Linked DNA regions of Homo sapiens: regions 1, 3 and 4 are each linked to region 2. A link is a loop called in an ENCODE intact Hi-C map of the cell type or tissue named here. Cell type or tissue: mammary epithelial cell. All regions are shown on one strand.

Region 1 (5,000 bases), 470 kb before region 2:
TTAAAATTCTTAGAAAACAGGAATGTAAAGAAGGTGTTAGAAAGAAAATACTTTCAATGTTAAGAGAGAAATTAATCAATACACATAACATCAAATTATAGGATTTTACAAAACCATGTTATGTATAACATTAAAAGTGGCTTTTTAAGATAAGAATTTTATGCAAACTTTTGAGAATGAAAAAGATAACAGTGAAAAATTAGCACAACAGCAGCAGATTTTGAATTTTAAATAGTACTAGGAGGTTTCTAAAACCTTTTTTGTTATATCTGCACTCATCCTGCATTTGATCCATCATGTTCTGAAGAGGTCTCACCTAGAAAAATGAAAACCATTTCATCAGTACAGTGGTGTTCAGTTGCTTACTGCTGTCTCATAGTCATCTAATTGAATTGGAATTTCCTTTCCCTCCATTCCCTTTCTAAGAGGTTTCAAAGAATATTTAGAAGACACAATAAATGAAAACTGGACATTTCCCTATTGGTTGAATAAGTTTAGTGGTTTTTTTTGGCTCAGGGTTGGGGAGATCCAAGGTTATGTCATGCAAAAAGATGAATATGACCTATCACACAGTTCGTGCTGCATTTAGTTTCATATTTTGTGACTCAGATCTGTGAAAGATACAGATAAGAGGTGTTTGTTTTATTTCTTTTTTCCTTAAAGTGTTTTACTTCTTTTCTAGATTGGCCAGGTGAAACAGGAGCTGTCCAGAAAGGACACAGAACTACTCGCCCTGCAGACAAAGCTAGAAACACTCACAAACCAGTTCTCAGATAGTAAACAGCACATTGAAGTGTTGAAGGAGTCCTTGACTGCTAAGGAGCAGAGGGCTGCCATCCTGCAGACTGAGGTAGAAACAATTCTGGGATTTGTGGGGAGTTGGTTTCTTGGCACCTTTTCATAAGCGTTACCTGTGCTGTTTTTGTTATGTTTAGAATTGGGAAATATGAGTAATGTTATGATTAATTCTTCAGCAGCGTGATCAGTCACTGTGCTAAAATGTAACCATCTTATTTCAGTTGTTCTTAGATCTAACAAGTTAAAACAGGTGCAGTTTATGTTTTTAATTCTTTAAACTTTTGCCAAGTCTGTACTTCAAAGTATACTCTGACAGTATTAAAAATAAAAGGATAATTGTAAAAGAGAAATCATTGATTTAGAAGCTTCAGTTCAACCCCTGGTGAATTTTCTAGTCATGAATGACAATGAGCTTGGTTACACTGTGTTTGGAGTACATTTAAGTGTCTTTAAGTTGTGATATTATGAATAACTGTATATAGGAAACTGGAATCTGTTAAAGTTCTAGATAGTCTAATTTTAAACCACAGATTATTAGACAATGTGTCTTCATATCCTGTTTGAAAATAAAGTTAGTGTTTTTAGAATTTTTTTTTTTTTTTTGAGATGGCCTCTCGCTCTGTTGCCCAGGCTGGAGTGCAGTGGTGTGATCTTGGCTTGGCGTGATCTTGGCTCACCACTACCTCCGCCTCCTGGATTCAGGTGATTCTCCTGCCTCAGCCTCCTGAGTAGCTGGGATTATAGGCGCATGCCACCAAGCCTGGCTAATTTTTGTATTTTTAGTGGAGATGGGGTTTCACCATATTGGCCAGGCTGGTCTCGAACTCCTGACCTCTTGATCCGCCCGCCTCTGCCTCCCAAAGTGCTGGGATTACAGGCATGAGCCACCATGCCCGGGCAGTGTTTTTCAAAATCTTGGAAGATGATCTAGACTATTGGCTATGACTTCAGTTAGGTATCCACCATCTTCAGATAGGTATATGACTTCAGATAGATATTTAGTGTATTTGCTAAATAATCCCAGATCGATTCTTATCTATCTTACTTTCAATGATCGAAGAGAAAGAGTTGATGATACCATGTGGATTTACTGTCTTAATATAAATATTTTTTAAAGGTTGCAGTGAAATAGATAATTTAAGAATAGATAAGTAGTTTTGCTTTATAGAAGAAACATAAAGCATATGATGTAGATTAGCTTTTTTTCTTTAAAGAAAAATAAGAACATAATTTGGTGGAAAAAAGGAATGAGGAGGAAAAGAAAGAATAAAAACCTCATAGTCTTAGAAGACAAGAATCTTCCAATAAGGAAGAATGAAGAAGGAACCTAAACTGTTTCATGTAATATTTTTATCTGTACAATTTGGGGCTTTGTTAAAAATGGGAGATTTTAGCTGACATGTTTGTCATTTTTCTTATAACTTACACTTTTTCTATTTTAGTTATGTTTCATTTTGTTATGATGTCAGCTCCATTCTACCTCACAGAGATATTTGGGTATAAAATCATGAGATGCAGTAGTGGCTAAGGCTTTGGCTCTAGAGTCATGTTTACTGAGTTTGGACTTCCATCTTTACCACTTACTATGAGTCGCGTGATCCTGGGAACGTATTCAACTTCCTTACACTTCACTTTTCACGTCTGTAAGGTGAAGAGAATAGTAGTGCTTAACTCATAAGTTTGTTGTTAGAATTAAACTCGTTTATTTACTGCCAGTGTCTGGCACATAGTAAAGTCTTTGTACATTCGTCATTGTTATCATTTTATAATTCTTCTAATAAAATCAACTAATGCATATACTGTTGAGATGTTAAGAGAACATAGTATTTAGATGATCTGCATTTTCTTACTTTTATTAAGCTAAACTTAGGTTTATTCAGGGAATTATAAATATGAAATCATCTAGATAATGTTACCTGCAAAGTTATTCATTTATAGCTTTATTTTAAAAATTTTTTGTGGGTGCATAGTAGGTATATATATTTATGGGGTATGTGAGATATTTAATACAGGCATACAATGTGAAAATAAATTATGGAGAATGGCGGTATCCATCCCCTCAATCGTGTATCCTTTGAGTTACAAACAATCCAATTACACTCTTTAAGTTATTTTAAAATGTAATAGCTTTATTAATCGTTTTTCACTTCAGTAGCTTGAGTGCATGCAATACAGCAAAAGGGTCAGAAGAGGGTGCCAGTGTTCTAGAGGTCAGCCGCACTTCCAAGTTTGCTACTGTAATAGCTTTGGATGGAGGTGGCAGGTGTACAAACCAGAGAACCAAGCAGTTGGTTAATGATAATGCAAACATTTAAAAGCTTGTCACAGTCTAATAAATGACTTTTCCCCCTTGGCAATCCATGCTTCTCTTTGTACCCCCCTCAAATAATATTCTTATTAGCCAGGTCTCACCCAGATGGGCTTGTGATTGGTTTCTTGTACCATAGAGAATAGATTGTATTTATTGTCATTCATGAATGGTTTTTAGTTTTTAGCCATTGCAGGAGTAGCTGAGTCTCAGTGATTATTTCTGTAAGTTACTAGGGCCACTGCGCAAATAGAACCATCTCATCATAAAAGATAAAAGAATGAAAGCTAACTTTCTTTGGAATTTGGGATGATTTTAAGAATGTAATATGTCTATTTATTAGCATTGCTTAAAAAATTACTCTGGTGGCACTTGACAAGAGTCACCTTTTCCAATGTAACTTGCCAGTGTTAGAGCCCAGTAAAAGGCAGTTTATACCAGCTCTTTGAAAGTTTTCATGTGTTTCTATAATTTGCTCTTAGTTGATTTCATCTTTTCTGCAGCTATCCCAGACTTCGATCTAACACTCGGATTACTAAATTAAGTATATATGAAAAAAGAACATGGAGCATGGAGTTTTTCTTTCATTTTTATTTTTAGAGATAGAATCTTACTCTGTCACCCAAGCTGGAGTGCAGTGGCATGATTATATTAATAGCTCATTGCAGCCTGGAACTCCTGGGATCAAACGCTTCTCCTGCCTCAGCCTCCTGAGTAGCCAAGACTTATAGGCATGTGCCACCACACCTGGCTAATTTTTAAAACTTTTTGCAGAGACAGAGTCTCACTGTGTTGCCTAGGCTGGTCTGGGACTCCTGAGCTCAAGCAATCCTCCTGCCTCTGCCTCCCAAAGTGCTCGGATTACAGGCGTGAGCCACTGTGCCTAGCCTGGAGTTTAAAAAATTTTAAAAATCCTTTAAGGAAAACAGTTACATGTGAAAAGATCTGTTTGTTTTTTGTTTTGTTTTGTTTTTTTTGTTTTTTTTTTCCCTATTCAGGGTACATGGACTAAGGCCCTCTGGTGTTATACAAGGTACAGTATATATGGAATCGCTCCCGTTTTGTAACCATCTCTTTTAATCTGATGACTTTCACAGAGGTGGTCTGGATTTAGTAATATAGTGGTTAAAAGCATGGTCTTTGGTGTCAGACATAGGCTTGAAAACCAGCCCTCTACCTTTACTAGTTGTGTGACCTTAGAGGAGTTACTTTACTTCTTCTTTGTGTGTGTGTGTGTGTGTGTGTGTGTGTGTGTGTGTGTGTGTGTGTGTGTGTGTGTGAGATGGAGTTTTGCTCTTGTTGCCCAGGCTGGAGTGCAATAGCACAATCTTGGCTCACCACAACCTCGCCTCCTGGGTTCAAGCGATTCTCCTGCCACAGCCTCCCGAGTAGCTGGGATTATAGGCATGTGCCACCACACCTGGCTAATTCTGTATTTTTAGTAGAGATGGGGTTTCTCCCTGTTGGTCAGGCTGGTCTCGAACTCCCGACCTCAGGTGATCTGTCCTCCTCAGCCACCCAAAGTGCTGGGATTACAGGTGTGAGCCACCGCATCCATTCAGGAGTTACTTTACTTCTTTAAGCCTCCATTTCCTCATCTATAAAATGAGGATAATGATAATAACAACTTCCTAAGGTTTTTATGACTAGGTGTTTAATTCTGTTCTCATCTGAATATGGAGGGACATTTTTTTATTAATTTATTATTTTTTTTTTGCGACAAGGTTTCACTTTGTCATTCAGGCTGTAGTGCAGTGCCTTGATCATAGCTCACTGTAACCTTGAACTTCTGGGCTCAGGTGATCCTCCCACTTCAGCATCTTGAGTAGCTAGGACTACAGATGCAGGCCACCTCTCCTGGCTGATTTTTTAATTTGTATTTTTTGTAGAGACA
Region 2 (5,000 bases):
GGAATCCCCCACCCACAACACTCGACCCCTCTCGACAGTCTTCATAGACGGCGACAGGAAATTCAGAAACTGGGAAATGGCCATGCTGGAGTCCTTTAATGGGCGAATGGACACCTTTAGGGTGGGGGGTGGGTGTGCTGGTAGCAGCTAAAAGAGTACAGAGGAAGGTTAGGAAAGCAGCAGCAGTGGCTGTCAGCCTGCAAATCAGTGTCCGGGCTGTGTGGATTTGCAGACTGAGCCACGGGAACCTCCTGGGGAGAGGGTTTGGGGAAGGTCCCCTACAAGAGAAACGTGCATCATCTTGGGATTACTGGAGCCCTCAGCTATACCTTCCTCTGCAAAACGGAGCACAGAAACTGGAGTCACGTGGTTTGGATGGAGAATGTTGAAGCCAATAGAGTAATTGCTGCCTGAAGGGCCCATGTGAGGAATGTCGGAGCCGGCCTGTCCCGGAAATGCTTTTTCCTATGTGTCCTCTGTACACTGTTGCTCTAGCTTCCCGGCAGAAATGGGGTGTGGATGAAAACAACGTTGGTCCTGACGGCTGTGAGCACAGAACTAGAGTGACAGCCACATGCCTCCCGTAGGACATTTTCAGGCTTGCAGTGCTGCCACCTCAGAGGTCTCAGTCACACCAACATCCTCACGCCAGCCCAGTGGCCACATTCGCAAGAGATTTGTCTAGAGTCAAATTCAAAGGTTGTTTCTGTGGTTACAGAAAGAGGGCCTACCTTCTTGAAAATGAAGCCCAGGGCCGGGCCTGGTGACTCACGTGTGTAATCCCAGCACTTTGGGAGGCTGAGGCGGGTAGATCACCTGAGGTCAGGAGTTCAAGACCTGCCTGGCCAACATGGCAAAACCCTGTCTCTACTAAAAAATACAAAAATTAGCCAGGCATGGTGGCACGTGCCTGTAGTCCCAACTACTCAGGAGGCTGAGGCAGGAGCATTGCTTGAACCCGGGGAGCAGAAGTTGCAGTGAGCTGAGATTGCACCACTGCATTCCAGCCTGAGCAACAGAGTGACTCTGTCGAAAGAAAAGGAAGGAAGGAAGGAAGGAAGGAAGGAAAGGAAAGAAGGAAAAGAAAGAAAAGAAAGGAAGAAAAGGAAGAAAGAAAGAGAAAGAAGAAAGAAAAAGAGAAAGAAAGAAAGAAAAAGAAAAGAAAAGAAAGAGAAAGAAAACGGAGTCCAGGAAAGCTGTTCTTGGAGGCTATGAATCAAGGAGCAGCCCTCCCAGTTCTTCCGAGGAGCAGCTTTAGGAACTGCTGGTCCTCAGCGTTCACACATTCCCCTCACTCAGTTCTCATTCTGGCTCCTCAGCCAGCCCCGTTTTCTTCTTCTTGGCTTTGTGCAGGGTGATACGTGTTTGCTTTTCTTTCCTTTACAACCTGTATTCTCTGTTTGGGGTGCCTTCCCTGAATCTGTATTCTTTCAGTGTAGTCACTAAGAATGGCATATTTCAGCTATTACTTTCCAAAAGTTGCGCAGGGAGATGTTCTGCTTTCATAAGACCTTCACGGATGGTGCCAGGAATGAATGTAATTTGCCTTATGCACAGGCCCCAAGTCCCTGAAACTTTTCCTTTTTTATTTATTCTCTAACCAAAAATGACGTCTATATTACAGAGCTTATAAGCTGTGGCTCCTCTAGCCAATACAGCTTGGTAGAAGCATCTGCAGGGGATAACTGCCTCCACCTTTTTTCCCACTTCTACACCTGCCCTTCCCACTCACAGTTTGATTCCCCGAGGCCAGGCTGTTGAGTACCAGGAGGGCAAGACCCGAAGGCCTCTCCTGCCCTCAGCCTGTCTCTTCTTGTGCCATTCTACGGAATCTGGCTACATTGGCTCAGAAGTTATTTTTGTAAGTTCTGCTACCTTGTCCTAATGTCAGTTTTCTGTAGGAGGAATTTAGGTCACACAAGCAACTTTACTTCTTCGTCAGGGCTGTTATTATTTTCATCTTCATAGACTCTCTTATATTTTATGAAGATGTCTTCATCTGGGCAATAAAGATACTCCTTTTAATAAAAATTAAAAAAAATTAAAAAAAAGATACTCCTAAAATTTTAAAATGTTTTTTCCTGAAAGGCTCTCTAGAATTTGTCCTCACAGATACACTTCTGATTTTTCTTTTGTAATAAAAAAAACTAGCTCTTTTTCTTGCTGTTTAAATTGATACCTCCATGTATGACTAAAATTTTTCCCATTTTCTTCCTCCCAAACTCCCCAGATATGGCAATCTAAGAAGGATTTGTATGAAGTGCCCTTTAAGAAGAATTAGAAGTTTAAAGAGAAAAAAAAAAAAGCATTAGAAGTTAATGTTTGATTCTCTTAGCTCCAAAAGCAGAGAGCTGCAAAATAACACCTGGCTCTGGGGAGTAACCTCACTGATATTTTAAAATTCAATTTCATCTTTTCCAGGAAGTGAAATTCCTCATTTGTCAACTCTTACGCCTGGAGGAAATACTTTGCGGGTGCGGGTGAAAGAGAAAGGACCAGAGGGGATTTGTTAGATGGGAGGAGGTTGTGGTTCCCCTTGGGAAATAGCTTCCAACTCACAGACAATGCTGCCACCTACTGACAAGACCAAGACATGGGACGTGCAGACTTCGTGGATTTCTCCACTTTCTGTCTTCCACAGTGGAGGACATTTAGTTTTGCATTAACCATACTTTATTGTACTACCTTATATTGGACCCTAAAATCATGTTCATAAACTTGGGGTAAAGAAAAACACAAGGTCGGACTCCTAGTTTTAATAACTCCAGGACAGGTGTGGATATGATTCACAGCTGCTTCACAATGGGGAAGGTAAATTGTGTGTAAGAGGGTTTTTTGTTGTTTTTTTAAAGGGCTGGGGAGGCTGAAGCAACAGTCCAGAAGGAGACAATAACAGTTTTCCAGCCCTACCTTTCAATAATGTGTAGTGCTTGACTTTTACCTCTTAACCCACATATGCACATTTTTATTTCTAAAGAAAGCAGTTGTAGGCTCCTGCAATCTCAGCACTTTGGGAGGCCGAGATGGGAGGATCACTTGAGCCCAGGAGTTGGAGACCAGCCTAGGCAGCATAGCGAGACCCTGTCTCTACAAAAAAAAAATAATAATAGTAATAATGGGCATGGTGGCACATGCCTGTGGTCCCAGCTACTCGGGAGGCTGAGGTGGGAGGATTGCTTGAGCTCAGGAAGTCGAGGCTGCAGTGAGATATGATCACACCGCTGCACTTCAGCCTGGGTGACAGAGCGAGACCCCAACTCTAAAAATCAATAAAGCAGGGATGAAGCTGTTTGCTGCTAAATCCTGTGTCCTACGTTAATGAGTTTCTGCAGTTCCCCTTGTGATTCCATTGAAAATTAGACCCTTCTGTGTAGGGAAGAGAGAGGCCAGCTGCCTTCCTGGGGGTCATGCTGTTCTGATTGTTGACATCTGACCCTGAGCACAATGGCAGGGCATCTGTCTCAAGTGCACAGACATCAGCTAGGGCTGGAAGAGCCAATCCTCCATCTACTCCAGGCTCTGGAAACTTGAAGACCTTTTCTGCTTCGTACAACCGTCAGCTGTCAGCTGGATGAAGTTCAGGGGGCCACAGAACTTAACCATCCTGCTTTTACAGATTCCTGAAAACTGGCTAAATTCTGTGCATCTGAAGTAAATTAGGAAAGGTAGAAATTGTCACTTTCATCTTGTCATTTTCGTGTTGTTTGCTTAAGACACACGTACTGGCCATCTTGTCGTTGTTGTTGTTCACAGCAGTGGAGTTTTGGGCAATGAAGTTAAGGTTTAAATTACTGAAAGCAGAAATGCTTGTCTTCCATCTGAGAACATGAAGCATTTATTTGAGGGGCGTTTGCGGGCTTAACTGTTACAATTTCTCCCTTACTTTACTCATGTGTCCAATTTTAGCCTCAGTGATTGTTCTAGAGATTCTCAGAAATAGCAGGACTAATTTTTTTGGCTCCTCCCTGTTTAGTGACTACGTCTCAGAAAGCCTTGCCTTGGGCTAGAAAAAGGTAGCAGATGTGTGGCCGGGCGCGGTGGCTCACGCCTGTCATCCCAGCACTTTGGGAGGCCGAGGCAGGCGGATCACAAGGTCAGGAGATCGAGACCATCCTGACTAACATGGTGAAACCCCGTCTCTACTAAAAATACAAAAAATTAGCCGGGCGTGGTGGCAGGTGCCTGTGGTCCCCGCTACTCGGGAGGCTGAGCCAGGAGAATGGCGTGAACCCGGGAGGCAGAGCTTGCAGTGAGCCAAGATTGTGCCACTGTACTCCAGCCTGGGCGACAGAGCGAGACTCCGTCTCAAAAAAAAAAAAAAAATGTAGCAGACGTGTATGTAAATAATGCTAGTTTGAGGCCAAGATTTCCTAAGGAGAAATATTATGAACCTTGGTAGGAAATATTTCCTCATATCCTTTTTAGATGAGAAAAACAATGTTTTCCAAGCCATAGTAATTCCACATTAATATTTATGAAAAATTAATGTGGTCTCAACTGTTTTCCCACAGTCCAGTTCCAGTGTCTCAGATCCATGATGTAAGGAGTAATTGTTGACACCCCACTGTGTGGTAGGTCTGATCCTTCTGGAGTGTGGATTACGTAAATGGGGGAGTAATAAATATAAGAAGGTGCCTAGTATTAACAAATTAGACCCTTTTACTCTTTCTGGACAAGTGGGATTTGTAACTAAAACATCTGTGAAGTCAAGCCTTTTTGCCCTTGAATGAAGAGAAAATAGCTAGAGTTTTTGCAACTTGATTCTACTTTATAAAAGGATTGTGTGGCAGGTATTTATAGCATGTGAAATATGTGTGAGTTCCTAGCTTTGAAGCTCTCATGAGCATGTACTTCCAGCATTAGTATTCTGCATTACTATGTGCAACAAAGCAGTGTTTTGGAAACTGGCTCAAATCCTCTGAGAGCAACAGGCAACAGATTTGACAGTTAGCTACTTCAGTACCTTATAGACCATTTAACAACATGTACTAGTTTTTTGG
Region 3 (5,000 bases), 390 kb before region 2:
ATCTATACACTTATGTGACTACCACCATGATCAAGATATATAGAACATTTCCTCATCCCCAAAAGTTCCCTTTTGCCCCTTTACAGCAAATCTCTTCCCAACCCTAGTCCCAGCCTCTGCAGATCTGAGACCTACTTTTAAAATTAATTTTATACATTAAACTTCAGTTTCTCCCTTTTGCCTTAACATTTAATTTTCTACTTTCCCATTCTAACACAACCACAAGTATGTGTAATTCCCTATTTCCTCAGCTCCAGAAGTAGATTCAGATTTTTTAAAGCCAATCAGGATAATAGCATTCTCTTTCTTAGTGACTAGTTTCGCATTGAGCACATATGCATTAGTGATTGGAAGGAAAAACCACAGGGAGGCTTCTGGGAATGATTTTCTTATAAGACAGACTTGCAAGAAGAAAGATGACCCCTTTCTCCTGAACATTATCTTGTCGGGATGTGATACCCATAATTGCTGCAGCTACTTCTGCCAACCTAAGATGAAGCCAGCGTCCAGAGAGTGACAGTTAACAAAACCTCAGCAAAGCAGAGTTGGAACTGAAATGGACTATTCCTGAAACTGCCTCTGTGCTGCTTGTTATGTGAGATAGGACAATTTCTGATTGTTTAAGCCAGTTTGAATGAGGATTCTCCGTTACTTCCAACCCAGTGCATTCAAATGGATATAATTATGTACTTATTTCCGCCCCCCCCCCCCTTTTTTTGTAATGGAAGCAATCATTTTGAAAAGAGTTAAAGTTTTTTGGTAAGTCAAATAAGGATCAATGCTGCTGAAAGCTGGGACAACACACGGGCCCTGACCAAATTGGGGTTTCTTTGTCTACCTCATACCTTCCAAATCAAAAAATAATTTCCCTAGTATTTTAATTACTCCCCCAAATCAGGAATAACTTCCTCACTGTGCTGATTTTGGTTCTTTTAAAATAAGGTGGTAATTTGAAGGTAATAGTTAAACCAGTCATAGATTATTCTATGCCATTCTTTTCAAATCAGCCCACTCAGGTGTCAGTCCTACTTTTCTTTTGTTGTAGTCCTCTTTATTCTCCTTTGTTTCTGCCTCCACCTCATCCCCCACCCAAATGCCTGGAACAGATCTCACCCTTTCGTCTTTTGAGAGGAATACATATAGCAGATTTTTGCCTCCGACTAGGCAGCTACTTTAAAGGGGGATGTATTTTGAATCTAAGGAAGATACCCAAAAATTTTAATGCAGTTTGTTTAGTTATATTTGTTCATTTTAGCTGCCCTGTCTACATCATGACTTTTTGGGTTGGGGGGGTATGTGTTGGAAAGGTTTCTTATGTAGGTTTTTTTTTTTTTTTTGACAGAATCTCACTCTGTTGCTCAGGCTGGAGTGTAGTGGCGTGATGACAGCTCACTATAGCCTAGACCTCCCAGCCTCAAGCGATCCTCCCACCTCCGTGTCTTGAGTAGGTGGGACCACAGGCACACACCACCATGCCCAGCTAACTGCTTAATTTTTTTGTAGGGCTGGTGCCTCACTATGCTGTCTAGGCTGGTCTTGAACTCCTGGGCTCAAGTGATCCCCTTGGCCTCCCAAAGTGCTGGGATTACAGGCATGAGCCACCACACCTGGTGCATGTGCGCACGCTATTTCTCTCTCTCTCTCTCTCTCTCTCTGTCTGTCTCTCTGTCTGTCTCTCTCTCACTCTCTCTCTCTCTCTCTCTGTCTGTCTGTCTCTCTCTGTCTCTCTACACACACACACACACACACACACACACACACACACACACACACACACACACACACATATATATATATATATTTTTTTTTTTTTTTTTTTTTTAAGACAGATTTTCCCTCTGTCACCCAGGCTGGAGTGCAATGGTATGATCTCAGCTCACTGCAACCTCCACCTCCCGGGCTCAAGCGATTCTTGTGCGTCAGCCTTCCGAGTAGCTGGGAATACAGGCATACACCACCATGCCCAGCTAATTTTTGTATTTTCAGTAGAGATGGGGTTTCACCATCTTAACCAGGATGGTCTCGAACTCCTGGCCTCAAGTGATCCGCCTGCCTTGGCCTCCCAAAGTGCTGGGGTTACAGGGATGAACCATTGTGCCTGGCCTAGATTTTTGTTATACAGATGTTTGAGGTTAAACAACTGGTCCTGCATTACATAAGTAGGTAGCAGAGTCATGCCTAACAATTCCAGTGTCTGTCTCTCCTTCCTGAAAAGAAATCCTTTTCAGGTGTTCAGTTTTCATTAATGACCTCACCTCCTAGAAGAGGAGGCTGTAGACAGCTAGATGATTCAGAGTCTGTTCACTTGAGGATCTTACTGAGGCCAGAGTCTTTCCCACATGCTGGAATGCCCACTTACAGGACAGGTACTGCATAACTGGCATGTGGGTTGTTTTGCTGCTAGGGGCCAGTTTTTCTACACATGTGCTTTTTAATGCTTCTCTCAGTCTGGACTCAGTTAAGGGATACGTCTGGCTCAAAGAGACTAAGACTCCATCAATACAGAAGCTATTGTCATTTCATTTATAGATTATGCTAGCATTGGCGTTTATCTATAGCTTGTCTAATAGCTAGAAATTCCAGTGATGAAATTTTAGTTCCTTAAGGTCTGGTTGAGCTCTACTGGAAGGTATCACTTAACATACCACAGAGGCTGGTCATCCCAGTTATCATGTGCCCAGAATGTAGTAGTATCAGAAAGAAAGGACTTGTTGAACTTTGGACTATTTTTTTTGTTTTGTTTTGTTTTGTTTTTGTTGCTTTTTTTTTTTGAGGCAGGGTCTCTCTCATCCAGGGTGGAGTGCAGTGGCACTATCACGGCTCACTGCAGCCTTAACCTCTTGGGCTCAGGTGATCCGCCCACCTCAACCTCCTGGGTAGCTGAGACTAGAGGTGCATGCCACCATGCCCAACTAATTTTTGTATTTTTTTTGTAGAGATGGGTTTTTGCCAGATAGCCTAGGCTGGTCTCGAACTCCTGGGCTCAAGTGATCCATCTGCCTCTGCATCCCAAAGTGATACGATTACAGAGGTGAGCCACTGCAGCCAGCCCTGAAATTTGGACTCTTAAGTCTTTGGTCTTTCCATGTTCGAAGCCAATATTAAATGATAGTAGCTTGGGAGGTTATTTGGTTGGAAGGCTAATAAGTAATTTTGGATCCTAAACTATTAATACTAATTTCAGGTCCTCCAACTCTAGTAGAGAGATACAGAATACAGAGGGAAAACCAAAATATTGCACTGCTACAATTATTCTGAGAAAGATAGAACTGGAGATCAGTTTTGTTGTTCGTATATACATAAAATTCTTAGGGCTAGCCTTGTGAGTAGTTATGATGGAGGTAACTTTGTTTTTCTATTTTGTGGTGGTTAATTTTATCTTCTTTGCTAACCATCTTTTCCATACCTCATTGTATTAGTTCGTTCTCATGCTGCTATAAAGACATACTTGAGACTGGGTAATTTATAAAGAAAATAGTTTTAATTGGCTCATGTTTCTGCGGGCTGTACAGGCTTCTGCTTCTGGAGTAGCCTCAGGAAACTTACAGTCATAGCAGAAGGTGAAGGGGAAGCAGGCACATTTACATGGCCGGCAGGAGAGAGAGAGCCAGCAAAGGGGGAGGTGCCACACACTTTCAAACAACCAGATCTTGTGAGAACTCTGTCACAAGACAGCACTAGGGGGATGGTGCTAAACCATGACAAACCACCGTCATGATCCAGTCACTTCCCACCAGGCCCCACCTCCAACACTGGGGATCACAGTTCAACATGAGATTTGGGTGGGGACAAACCACCGTCATGACCCAGTCACTTCCCACCAGGCCCTACCTCCAACACTGGGGATCACAGTTCAACATGAGATTTGGGTGGGGACAAACCACCGTCATGACCCAGTCACTTCCCACCAGGCCCCACCTCCAACACTGGGGATCACAATTCAACATGAGATTTGGGTGGGGACAAACCACCGTCATGATCCAGTCACTTCCCACCAGGCCCCACCTCCAACACTGGGGATCACAATTCAACATGAGAGTTGGGTGGGGACAAACCACCGTCATGATCCAGTCACTTCCCACCAGGCCCCACCTCCAACACTGGGGATCACAGTTCAACATGAGATTTGGGTGGGGACATAGAGCCAAACCATGTCACTCATCTGGAACTATTAGCTCTTGGCTTTTACATCATGATTAAACTTTAATTTTGTGGACTACCAAGACAACCTAGTGTGTATTTATAGTATTGTTTTTAAGGGAGTTATATTTTGATTTATAAACAACTGACTTTGTTAAAAAAAAAATGTTATGGCCAGGCACGGTGGTTCACGCCTGTAATCCCAGCACTTTGGGAGGCTGAGGCGGGTGGATCACCTGAGGTCAGGAGTTCGAGACCAGCCTGACCAACATGGTGAAACCCTGTCTCTACTAAAAAATAGGAAAAAAAAAATTAGCCGGGCATGGTGGCAGGCACCTGTAATCCCAGCTATTTGGTAGGCTGAGGCACAAGAATTGCTTGAACCTGGGAGGCAGAGGTTGCAGTGAGCTGATACTGTGCCATTGCACTTCAGCCTGGGCAACAAGAGTGAAACTCCCATCTCAGAAAAGAAAAAAAAAAAAAGTTATGTGATCTGTTCATAGGATTTGGGCTAAATTCTGAGCATACTAAGAACACCCTTGATTAAAAACAAAAATCAACAAGATTAGCCCAAATCCTATGAACAGATTACATAACTTTTTTTTTTTTTGGAACACAAAGAATGAATGAGGTCATTTTCCTATCATGCCAGTAGTGATTTTTAATCTGGGAGTGTTATTTGCACATGTGTATGTGTAAGAGAAAGAGAACTTTTCTGATGGCATTTGGGAAAATAGCTGCCAGGCTTCAACTTAATGCCTAAAGATTATTGCCTTTTGAGTTTTTAAATTTTCTTTTAAAGATTTCACAACTAGTTTCTAAAATTTTTATACAATGAAAATGGAGGTTTTTATTTTTCA
Region 4 (5,000 bases), 110 kb before region 2:
ACAGCTAGCAAGACCAGATTCCTTGTAAAGCTTTCCTCTCAGGTAGGGGAGACTTCCTCTTTTTCTCCATGGAGAGCTTGTGCACCTGGATGCAGTAGAGCCTGATCCACTAACCACTGGCCAGGCGTGATAGATACATATTAAGTTTTCCTACAACAGATAGATCTATCAGTCTAACCTGTGTACCTGGCCCTGTACCTCTTGAGACCTCAGCTGTCTTACTTGTAAGGTTAGAGAATGGGACTAGTAGTTCCTGTAGCTCCCTTCCGGGCTGATGAGTCTAAATTTCAGAATTGGCCTGTTTTGGGTGTAGCATTTGTAGGTCTCGTTGTTCCATTGTTGGGTATTTGCCTGAGCTGCAGGTCGGGGATAGGGGACAGGGTAGAAAACTAAATGATAATTTATGTTTTTATATAGATTCACTAGAAATCTTAACTGTTTTATTTCTTTTAGGGCTGGGGGCTGCCAGTGCAGTTGCAGAGTTTTCAGTGCCATAGCTGGGAAGCAGAGAAGCTCTTGATTTGTTTTTGTTTTGTTTTTAACCTTTGAAAATGAATGGCAGAAATATGTGATGACCTAACATTAAAAAATCTAGGCCAAGCACAGTGGCTCCCCACTATAATCCCAGCACTTTGGGAAGCCAAGGTGGGAGGATTGCTTGAGGCCAGGAGTTCAAGACCAGTCTGGGCAACATAGTGAGACCTCCTCTCTACAAAAAAAATTTAAAATTAGTGGGGTGTGCTGGCATTTCGCTGTAGTCCCAGCCACTCGGGAAGCTGAGGTGAGAGAATCACTTCAGCCCAAGAGGTAGAGATTGCAGTGAGCCGTGATCACACCACTGCACTCCAGCCTGGGCAACAGAGTGTAACCCTGTCTCAAAAGAAAAAAAAAAAGAGAAGAGAAAAGGAAGGAAGGGAGAAAGAAAAGGAAAAAAGGAAGGAAGGGAAGGAGGGAGGAAGGAAGATAAATCTAGCTACCCTAAGGCATATGGCTAGCATTCACTCAGTAAATACTTAATGAACACTTATTACATGCCAGGCATAAAGTGTTGTTGATAATACAAGAAAGTAATTACATACTTGAGTTTCCCTCCCATCCAGGGAATCTCATCTTCTATCATGAGGGAAAGAAAGGAGGAAGTCCCTTTATATCACCACTTGAATCTGGAGGAGATGACTGTGAACTATCAAATTGTTAAGCAGTGGAATTTTGACTTTGGATAGACAGACCCGAATGGAGCCAAACTCTTGTTGTTTTTTGTTTGTTTTTCTGAGAAGGAGTCTCACTCTGTTGCCCAGGCTGGAGTGCAGTGGTGCGATCTCAGCTCACTGCAACCTCCGCCTCCTGGGTTCAAGCAGTTCTCCTGCCTCAGCTTCCTGAGTAGCTAGGATTACAGGCACGCACCACCATGCCCAGCTAATTTTTGTATTTTTTTAAGTAGAGACAGGGTTTCACCATGTTGATCAGGCTGGTCTTGAACTCCTGACCTCGTGATCCACCCACCTTGGCCTCCCAAAGTGCTGGGATTACAGGTGTGAGCCACTGCGCCCGGCCCAAACTCTCGTTTTTATTATGCCATTTTGTTCAAAGTTAGTTATGGGAGAGCAGTAACATCTTATTTACTTTTGGTCTAAGCAACAGCCTTTCCTTCCTGTAAAAACAAATTCATACATTGCCTGGCAAGGGAGTTCATCACAAAGTAGGAAGGGGAGCTGGGTGTGATGGTGCGCACCCGTAGTCCCGGCTACTCAGCGGTCTAAGGCAGGAAGATCACTTGAGCCCAGGAGTTCCAGGCTGCAGTGAGCTGTGATCTCGCCACCGCACTCCAGCCTGGGGGACAGAGTGAGACTCTATCTCAAAAAAAAAAAAAAAAAAAAGGACAGGGAGGGAGAAGGAGAAGTCCCCACAGCAGCCTCACAGCCATTACCACTTCCGGCCCACTTGCACAGTCTCTGCAAGTGCAGACTTGAAAGGAAAGAGGACTTTGGAGTTAACTTTAATGAGTGGGAAATAAACATAGGATAAATTCTTCAAGAGCAATTTTAGTTTTCCCTGGTACTAAGTGCTAAAGGGATTCTGTAGAGTCAAGAAGTGACCAGATGCCTGTAGAAAAATAGATCCCTGGGCAAAAAAGATTGAGGTTTAGAGGGATTGTAGAGGGTTAGAGGGATTCCAGATCCCTCTGACTGTGTAAGTTTTATGTCTTATTCAATAGATGCTCTTACGGCAAAATACATTTCCATTTATTCCAGTTGTGTGAAATTCCAAACTAGGAAGTTATTTTATGTCTTCGTATCTCCTAAGAAGCCTGCAGATTCAAGTTAGGGGCTTGTGGGCCAGACCTGGCCAGGACGAGCACCATTTCCACTTGATCTGTCAGCTCCAAAAGGCTCCGAACATCATGCCAGATTACAGCTCAGACCTCATGGCCTGTGACACATCCTGGGACTTAGCTGTTAGAACCTCAAGTTTAGATTCTTGTCTGCTTAAACCAAACTAGGCATTTCTGAATAATTTCCTGCCCTCCACCAAACCATCTGCAGAAAGGAATTAATCTGAGTCACTGCCAACCACAGAGGAATTCATTCACTGACCCCTCTTGTAACCGTCCCTTCTTTATACCCATCAATACATCCTCCCTTTCACCTCATGCTTTGTGACTATGAATAGAGTTGTTTACCTTGAAATCAGGCCAAGTCCACAGAACTTTTAACTGTATTTTCTCTTTTACAAATTTATTTCACGGAGTTCTGGTAGCTCTCTCTAACATCTTTACTAGAGAGAAAATGTTGTTTCTGTTCTAAAATCATGACTTGTGCTGAGCGGTAAATGTTTGGGGCAGTCTCCCTGAATCAAGCAGCCCGCCCCTCAGCTCTGCTTCTCTTTCTCCATTCAGCCCCCTCGCATTCCTTATTCTTTAGACTGTCAGCTTGTTCTCTGGCAGTTATCCTAACACTCAAAGAGGGAAGGGGGCCTGAGTGGTTTTCCCTGTAGCCAGTCGTAACCATGCTTTTGTCTGCCATATGCTTGGAGAGCCTCATCTCTGAAATGTTCCCGCTCTGCTGAGCTTCCTCCGTTCGTTTCTTCCCTGCACAGTGGTAGGGTGAGGCATTCTCCCCTTCCCTCTGCTGCATACGCTTCCAGCCTGTGTTGCTTTGAGCATTCAGATTGAGTTGCTCTTGCATTTGTGATTCTTGGCTCAAGTCCCTCTAGAAATCATATTACTACTCTGAGTTCAGGGAGGGCTGGAACAGCTACTAAGAACAGAATGCATTTTAATAACATTCAACACACAAAAAAGCCAGAGAATTTCTGCCAGAGGCCACCTTCGTATCCTATACTTGTCCCGTATTCCATCCCTTAAGAACTTTAAACACAGTGGAGTGCTACACTGTATGGTTTATGTGCCCTGCTGTCTACCAAAGGGCCTGTATCATCAGATTGTTTTGGTTTGGACATGCTTCAAATTTGAACTTAAATAGCTCTTTAGAACATTATCGAGGCCTTTCCCCAGAATTAATATCTATTCCTTTATTTCATTCACCATTTTCAGATTGTCTGCTACGTGCAGGCCTTTTGTTACGAGGCAATATTGGTATACAAAAAAGAATTCACCAAGGAGCTTGAAGAACAGTTGGGGAATTAAACATAAAACCAACTATTGAAAGGGGACAAAATGAATACTGTAGCAGTTTACACTTCTAACCAGGGATGGCATTACAGAGAAAAGGGGCTCAACCGTGAAGGATAAGAAAGATAGAGAAGAAAGATGTGTAGGAAGTAAGATTGTCCACATTCTAGAATGAGAGGAAAGGAAAAGCAAAGACAGGGAATGGCAGGTATGTACCAGGAGATGAAATTGAAGCAGTAGCTCCCATGCCAAAAAGCTTAGTCTTTTATTTTGTAGGAAGGAAATCATTTAAGATGTTGGAAGAGGAGGAGGGAACTGTTCCAGCCTATTTTAGAAAGATTACTCTTACACCAGGGTTGAAGTAGTTATGAAGCTATTGCAAGATGGTAGAACATGAGAGCTTGAATTAGGATTGTTAACAAGGATATCGGAAATGAAAAAACTAGGCTAGATGTGGTGGCTCACACCTGTAATTTCAACATTATGGGAGGCTGAAGTGGGAGGATTGCTTAAGGCCAGGAGTTGAAGAGCAGCCTGGGCAACATAGTGAGATGTCATCTCTTTAAAAAAAAAAAAAAGGCTGGGCAAGGTGACTCATGCCTGTAATCCCAGCACTTTGGGAGGCCGAGGTGGGTGGATCACACGGTCAGGAGATCGAGACCATCCTGGCTAACACAGTGAAACCCCGTCTCTACTAAAAATATTTTAAAAATTAGCCTGGGGCCACCTGTGGTCCCAGCTACTCAGGAGGCTGAGGCAGGAGAATGGCATGAACCCGGGAGGCAGAGATTGCAATGAGCTGAGATCACGCCACTACACTCCAGCCAGGGCGACGGAGCAAGACTCCATCTCAAAAAAAAAAAAAAACTTAGCCAGGCGTGGTGGCACTCTCCTGTAGCCCTAGCTACTCGGGAAGCTGATGCAGGAGGATCACTTGAGGCCAGGAGTTAGAGGTTACAGTGAGCTATGATCACTCCACTGAACTCCAGCCTGGGCAACAGAGCAAGACTCTTTCTCTTCAAAAGAAAAAAAAGAAAGAAAAAACTAAATTAGAAGAAACATGATCTGGAAAGAGCATTAATAGGAAACTCACAGAAGAAGTGGCCAATAAATATATATTTTTTAATGTTTTACCCCAGTTTTTGGCTTCACTACAGATGGGAAGAACTACGAATGAAAACAGTGCTGTCATACTGGGAAGGTTGGGATTGGTTGGTTTGTTGGAGTCCCCAGTATGTTCAGAGAGTGGGAAAATGGCACCCTTATTTCTTGCTTATGGGCTGAATATCAGTACAGCTATTCTAGAATGGTCTGGTTACTTGTCAAAAGCTTTACACAGGTCTATACCCTTTGACTCGGGAATTTTAAG

The links. A loop is a pair of places that touch in the nucleus more often than their neighbours do. Peaks named below come from ENCODE experiments on the same cell type or tissue, not always from the same donor. Only the 100,000 strongest peaks of a DNase experiment are listed, where the experiment ranks them.
Region 1: a loop joins it to region 2, with 13 times the contacts of the local background. A loop is called at or near these places in 103 of 110 quality-filtered maps.
Region 3: it touches region 2 in a loop (2.4-fold over the local background); 11 of 110 quality-filtered maps call a loop at or near these places.
Region 4: it touches region 2 in a loop (2.6-fold over the local background); 4 of 110 quality-filtered maps call a loop at or near these places.

Annotation. Positions count from the first base shown.
Region 1 is chr12:1,115,184-1,120,183 of GRCh38, forward strand. It overlaps ERC1 (ELKS/RAB6-interacting/CAST family member 1), which reads left to right. Exons shown (of 19, transcript NM_178040.4): 7 at 683-850. It overlaps LOC124902857 (a long non-coding RNA gene), which reads right to left. Exons shown (of 3, transcript XR_007063157.1): 2 at 2,383-2,439; 3 at 231-316. Among named protein-coding and RNA genes, the nearest start is that of ERC1, 130 kb to the left of the region's middle. RefSeq lists an enhancer at 217-1,416. In mammary epithelial cell, a CTCF peak has its summit at 2,988 (motif pointing right); DNase peaks (open chromatin) are centred at 498, 918 and 2,998; H3K4me3 peaks cover 144 bases; H3K27ac peaks cover 2,574 bases.
Region 2 is chr12:1,581,091-1,586,090 of GRCh38, forward strand. All of the region lies in intron 1 of FBXL14 (F-box and leucine rich repeat protein 14), which reads right to left. Among named protein-coding and RNA genes, the nearest start is that of FBXL14, 11 kb to the right of the region's middle. RefSeq lists an enhancer at 579-628. In mammary epithelial cell, a CTCF peak has its summit at 2,574 (motif pointing left); a DNase peak (open chromatin) is centred at 2,531.
Region 3 is chr12:1,195,177-1,200,176 of GRCh38, forward strand. All of the region lies in intron 12 of ERC1 (ELKS/RAB6-interacting/CAST family member 1), which reads left to right. Among named protein-coding and RNA genes, the nearest start is that of ERC1, 210 kb to the left of the region's middle. In mammary epithelial cell, no CTCF peak of the experiment used is centred here; DNase peaks (open chromatin) are centred at 2,275 and 2,615; H3K27ac peaks cover 1,037 bases.
Region 4 is chr12:1,471,773-1,476,772 of GRCh38, forward strand. The region is part of intron 18 of ERC1 (ELKS/RAB6-interacting/CAST family member 1); the gene reads left to right. Among named protein-coding and RNA genes, the nearest start is that of LINC00942, 26 kb to the right of the region's middle. RefSeq lists an enhancer at 1,670-1,739. In mammary epithelial cell, no CTCF peak of the experiment used is centred here; DNase peaks (open chromatin) are centred at 1,929, 2,509, 3,129 and 4,399; H3K27ac peaks cover 3,667 bases.